2 separate regions of the Homo sapiens genome follow, and region 1 is linked to region 2. A link is an interaction called in ENCODE POLR2A ChIA-PET data of the cell type or tissue named here. Cell type or tissue: CD4-positive, alpha-beta T cell. All regions are shown on one strand. Each heading gives the region's core, and the rest is flanking DNA. Links, peaks and the distances in the headings are about the cores only. Region 1 overlaps LOC105371623 (a long non-coding RNA gene). Region 2 overlaps KIAA0040.

The links. Peaks named below come from ENCODE experiments on the same cell type or tissue, not always from the same donor. Only the 100,000 strongest peaks of a DNase experiment are listed, where the experiment ranks them.
Region 1: POLR2A ChIA-PET joins it to region 2 with 5 read pairs; 2 of 35 experiments call an interaction of 5 or more read pairs at or near these places.

What each region holds. Positions count from the first base shown.
Region 1 is chr1:175,293,574-175,296,488 of GRCh38, forward strand. All of the region lies in intron 1 of LOC105371623 (a long non-coding RNA gene), which reads left to right. Among named protein-coding and RNA genes, the nearest start is that of KIAA0040, 100 kb to the left of the region's middle. In CD4-positive, alpha-beta T cell, for the core only: no CTCF peak of the experiment used is centred there; no DNase peak of the experiment used is centred there.
Region 2 is chr1:175,187,571-175,190,485 of GRCh38, forward strand. The region is part of intron 1 of KIAA0040; the gene reads right to left. Among named protein-coding and RNA genes, the nearest start is that of KIAA0040, 3.7 kb to the right of the region's middle. In CD4-positive, alpha-beta T cell, for the core only: no CTCF peak of the experiment used is centred there; a DNase peak (open chromatin) is centred at 1,501; H3K4me3 peaks cover 1,591 bases; H3K27ac peaks cover 1,842 bases.

The sequences.
Region 1 (2,915 bases), core at 192-2,691, 110 kb after region 2:
TGCTTCCTAGGTTTTCACTAGAAATTGAGGTTACTAAGAGTCAAAAATTCTAAGTAATATATAATTCTGTTCACAAAGTGTACCAAAAAGTAAGATGTGTTTTTAATGAGAGAAATTATAAGGAAGGCATAAAAATGTATTCCTCAGCCAGGCGCGGTGGCTCACACCTCTAATCCCAGCACTTTGGGAGGCAAGTGAGCGGATCACGAGGTCAGGAGATCAAGACCATCCTGGTTAACATGGTGAAACCCTTGTCTCTACTAAAAATACAAAAAAATTAGCCAGGTGTGGTGGTGGGCACCTGTAGTCCCAGCTACTTGGGAGGCTGAGCAGGAGAATGGTGTGAACACAGGAGGTGGAGCTTGCCGTGAGCCAAGATCGTGCCACTGCACTCCAGCCTGGGCAGCAGAGTGAGACTTTGACTCAAAAAAAAAAACAAAAAACAACAAAACGTATTCCTCATTGAGAAGAAAAAAATTTAGTCTCAATCCAGAGGCTTGTTTCCAGAAGTAAATTTAGAAAAGACGTAGAACAAGATAGAAAGGAACCAGTAAGTAGTAGAGTGAGAGATGTGAAGAAAGGTACAGGTATAAAGATGTATTTTTGGTAAGGAAGATTAAAAAAGAACAAAAGAAAAATTTTCTATGAGAAAGAATTTTGTGTAGTGAATTTTTTCCTAAAGTAAAATGACTAGTTATTTAAGAAAGAGGAAACACAGGACAAAGCAAAAGGCTGAAGCATGTCGTTGACAGTCTGAGTAAGTTGTGATAAGGTTTGTGAAGGATGAATTTAGGAAAGAAATTTTGTCTGTGATCAAGTTGGCTATAATTAGATGGAAATTATGTCTTTCTAAAGATTGAGCTTTGATATAAAAATTGAGCTTTTGATATGAAAAATTAAAAAGATTGAGCTTTGATATATAACTAAAAAATTTTGGTTCCCTGTGTTAGCACAACCAAGTTTCTTTTGAAGTATTGATCTTGTCTTAGTAAAAGTTGCAAGAGGTTTTGATTTTTGATTCTGAAATCTGTTTCTTTTAATTTTCAGTTATCTTCTGAACTGCAGCTTCTTCCTGTTGTACAGTTTATGTTTCTGCCACATTTCTTCCTGAGATACATTTAGTTTTTCCTAGTTTCTGGTTAGAAATGCTGTTTTCCTCATTTAGAATGATAATTTCAATTATCAAGGTAAAGTTTTCCTCTTGAAGATTCTTGGATTCGTATATCAGAAGTTCAGCTTTTGCTGTGTCTCTGCATGAGATTTGTAGGTCACATATCATTGCCTTCTGATCTCCTCCTTTCTCTCCTTGAGAAGGTCTGGGATGAGAACTCTCTCCTTAAATATTTTTGCCAGCTCCTATAATGTTCTCTCTATTTCTATCCCTACTGTTATGGCCTGACACTGAAATGTTTCCCTTGAAAGCCTAGCAAAGCAATGTTTTCCTCCAGTATAACTTGACTCCCTATTCTTGGCTTTTCTTGATGTGTCTTGATTGCTTCATGTAGCCAGAAAACTTCCCATGCTATTACTAAAAGCCATGGATTACCCTGCTCAAGGTGTTGGTTTTCCTGTTTATGTTCCTCTTTAATGTGGTGTACACTCATAGCTTTGAACATGTTCTTCCTGTGTCTGATTAAATTCAAGTGCCTTTTCATCAGGTTTGACTCCAGGATATCTAAATGGGTTTCCCATAAAAAGAAGCAATCATACTGCCAGAAGATTTTAATAAAAACAAAATCCTTTTGGTAACTGGCCTGAGAAACAAAGATTGTATATTTTATTAAGATAATTTCATGTTGTGTTTATTAGGTTTTTGATTACTTAGAGAAACTGAGTTTTGATGAGGTTAAGGATTTTTACATCCACGTAACTTTCTGTATTGCTTTTGAAGTCTTTTGATTATCACTCTAGTTAAATGAATAGCTAGTATTTCCACAGTGACCTGTGATCCTGTTTTGATCAAGTGTTTTAAACCTTTGGGTACCTTTGAAAGACTTCCCCATATCAAAATTCTAAATTAAGTATTTTTGACCTAAAATTGACTTTGATATTTTTCAGTGGTGTCCCTGGAGAGCTTCAAAGGATGTATTCCTCATCTTGTAGAGAGATATTAAATGATTAGGCTTATTTGGTAAATTATATGGGAAACATTGTCAAATGAGAAGTGATACTAGATCTTTTTCCAGTTACATTTATGGGTATGTTACTAATAAAAATGTTTCAAAACTGTATATAAAATTCTTTTTTTTTGAGACGAAGTCTCGTTCTTGTCCCCCAGGCTGGAGTGCAATGGCGCGATCTCGGCTCACTGCACCTCTGCCTCCCAGGTTCAAGCGATTCTCCTGCCTCAGCCTCCCGAGTAGCTAGGAATACAGATGCCTGCCACCACGCTGGGCTAACTTTTGTATTTTTAGTAAAGACGGGGTTTCACCATGTTGGCCAGGCTGGTCTTAAACTCCTGACCTCAGGTGATCCTCCTGCCTCGGCCTCCCAAAGTGCTGAGATTACAGGTGTGAGCCACCGCGCCTGGCCCTATAAAATTCTTAAAAGTGTAATATGTCATATCTGTAACAGTTCTGGTTATTATATTGAATGCCACAAAAATCCCAAATTCCCTTGTCAATTGCTGATTGTAATGAACTTTCATCAGATTTTTAACGATGGCTATTTTAAGTCTGTCTTCCACGTTATCGTCTCAATTTTTCTCTAAAAGCATTTGTAATCAGATTCATGGAAAAGATACTAACAAGTATTCTTAAATACAGGTTTCTAATAGCTTTAAAATCAATGGACTAAATAAAAATGTCCCAGAATTCTAATAAAAATACTGATGGATTCATGAAGATGCTAATCAAGACAAAGCAGAACAAAATTAATGACATTGGAAAACTGGTGAAAAAAACGTTTGTTTCCTT
Region 2 (2,915 bases), core at 126-2,625:
ACTCAGAGTGCAGCATTCTTTTCTCTTATTTATGGTGGCCACTGTCACATGTCATTTAAGTTAATACACAGCATATCCACTATACTATTCTGTTCCCATAACACTAAGCTCATGGGTCTTCCCTGTTCCCACGGCCTTTTTCCCTTCCCCTGCCCTTGACCCTCTTTCCCTGCCCCTACACCACCTCTGAACCTGTGGCCCACAGCTCTTTTCCCTGTCAGGACAATGTGAAGACTAAACATACTATCACATGCGACTATCCTTATTGTTATTATTTGTATGTTATTTTCCTCTCTTCTGCCAATTTTCTTTTTATGACTTGCCTGGGAAACTAAAAAAAAAATGCTGATGGGCTTTTCTGAAGACTATCCAGCTTGAAATTAGGGTTGTATTTGAGGAGAATAAAATGTAACTGAAAAACATCCCATCGGGAGAAAGCTATAGTCAAGAGCAAGGGCATGTCTGCAGTGGCTTCTAAATACAATCATCTCTTCAATTTTGACCAAGAACTACAGCAATGGTTAGGTTTTGTTTTATTTCTTAGTGACAAACTCCATGGAGCGGCTTGCTCACAATCGTGGGAGCAAGTCTCTTCCCAGGGGTGGGGATTGGGTTTGGATGCCGCCATGTCCCTTGGGAGTTGCCTCTGAGAAAGAAATTTTGTGTTTGTGTGAGGTTCGTTTTGGAACTTAGCTGCCCTTTCCTGGTCTCCATTAAATGTCCACTCATGTCCCCAGATGATGCTCTGTTCAGATGGCTCAGACTGATGTGGCGGAAAAGCTAGAAACCTGGCCTGGGCTCTGGCCCTGGGGATTGTCTTTCAAAGAATTTGCACTCGATTTTCCTTTTGCTGTCCAGGGAGGGAAAAAGTCTATCATGCTACTGTCTTTATCTCCCTTACTGTGTCTGTGACGAGTCTCCTGAAAGCCCATTATTCACCTGGAACCCTTCTCACTGAATGGTAAGTTACATATCGATATTGGATATGTAATTTCAACTAATCCACTGGTCTCTAGCTCATTCTTATCTCTGAGGTGAAACACTCTTCCTGACAAGTTTGAGGAAACACTAAAAGGATTTTAGTTAATTAAGGCACCCAATGTTGTTTCTCTTCTTGAGGGGTCTTTGGGAACTCCTGAGAAAACTTTAAGGATTGAAACTGAGGAAACAGAAGAGACGAGGGTGGTATGGAGGTTGCCTTAAAAGTTGAGAACTACCTGCATCCCTTGAGGGTCTGCCCCTAGTTTGTCCTGGAGGCCACTTGGGGAGGATTGGAACTTGAGGTACAATTTTCATTTCACCTTTCCACAGGCATTTGAATGCCTAGCTGTGTCCTTGTGTGTGAGATACAAAAGGTGATAGAGACCCTGGATAGTATTGGGTATTCCTGGGCAGAGGCAGATGGAACTTGGATTCTGGTCCCTCCATTAACCAGCTCTGTGACTGGGCCCACACTTCCCCTCCCTGAACTGTAGTTTGCTCATCTGTGAAGTGAAGGGGTGGGGCTGGCTCTTCTCGGAAGTGTTTTTCCATTTGAAGTCTCTGAATCTGTGGTTACTTCCTCTTTTTCATCAACAGCTTAGCCTCTATTAGAACTCTGTTTACTTGAAGGTTTTTGACGTTGGCATAACATTCCAACTTCATGGGGTTGGAATAAGTCAGGATTCCCTGGTTGGGACAGGGAAAAATCACAAATATACCCAAGTCATTGACTAATGCTCAGATTCAGGGCCATTGGATTAAATGGGTTAAACCAGCACCTTGGTGAGAATTAGAAAAAAGCATCCCCTCCATGTGGACTCAGCTGCAAGTGGGGTGGGTCTAAGGCCTAGCAGGTGGAATATTGGTGCTTTCAGCTCCAAAGACTCCCAGGAGTCCTTGTGCAGTACACAACCTGCACAAGCAATAGCAGAGCATTGACTTCTTTGGGCTCTGACCATTTTAGCTAAGGAGGACAAAAGAGGCCAGAGTAGATGCATGTGATTGATATCATGGAAGGAGACTTATCATTACTGCCTTAAAATATGTCATACAATAGGAAAGCTGCAAGTCTGGGCTGAAGATGCTGCCCAGAGCTTACACCTACACAGTCCGTCTAATTTTGGTAGTTTCAAGAGGCAAGATTAGAAATAACAATAAAACCCCTTACATTTTTATAGAGTCTTACAATTTATGTAGCACATTAAATGTACTTTCCTTTTCAATTTGATTCTGATTCTAACCATTGCCCTGGTGAGTAATAATTATCCCCATTTTAAATATAAGGGAAATGAAGCTTTCAAGAACTTGTTCAAGGTCAGCTAATAAGCAGTTAAGCCAGGAACTGAACCCATGTATCTCTAGCTCCAAGCTCAAGGTTTTTTCTTCCATGCAGGTCACACAAGATCCTGAGCCGAGCACTGGCAGCCAGACCTAAATAACTACTCTGTAGGGGTCTGAAATTAGTCAGAGTAGGTCATCCTTCTTGTTTTTATGAAGTCAGGACTCTCCCACACAGGGGTAGGTAACTAAAGACTTGGAGTGTGAGTTCTGGAAAGGTCTTCACAGATCTTACAACTGAACTAAGTATTAATTTTTCACATGGAGGAGTGATAATTAAATGCATCTTTACTATCTATGTGCCATGAACCCAGAATTCTCTTCTTTATTTTAGGAATTATCCTCCAAGGTATCCTGAGAAAGCCTTGAGCGTTCGGAGAAAGTCATCTGGAAGTCAACATATGATATGAAAATATCTATAGGCCACTATTGACAAATACAAGACTCTTCAGCACCAATGTGGTGCTACCACAGGCCTCTTTAGCTGCCTTCCACCTCCACCTATGTTCCAGACCTGTATACCCAACTGCTTATCTCCATCTGGACATTTCCTGGGCATATTCAACTTTAATATGCCTAAAGTGTTCATCACTGCC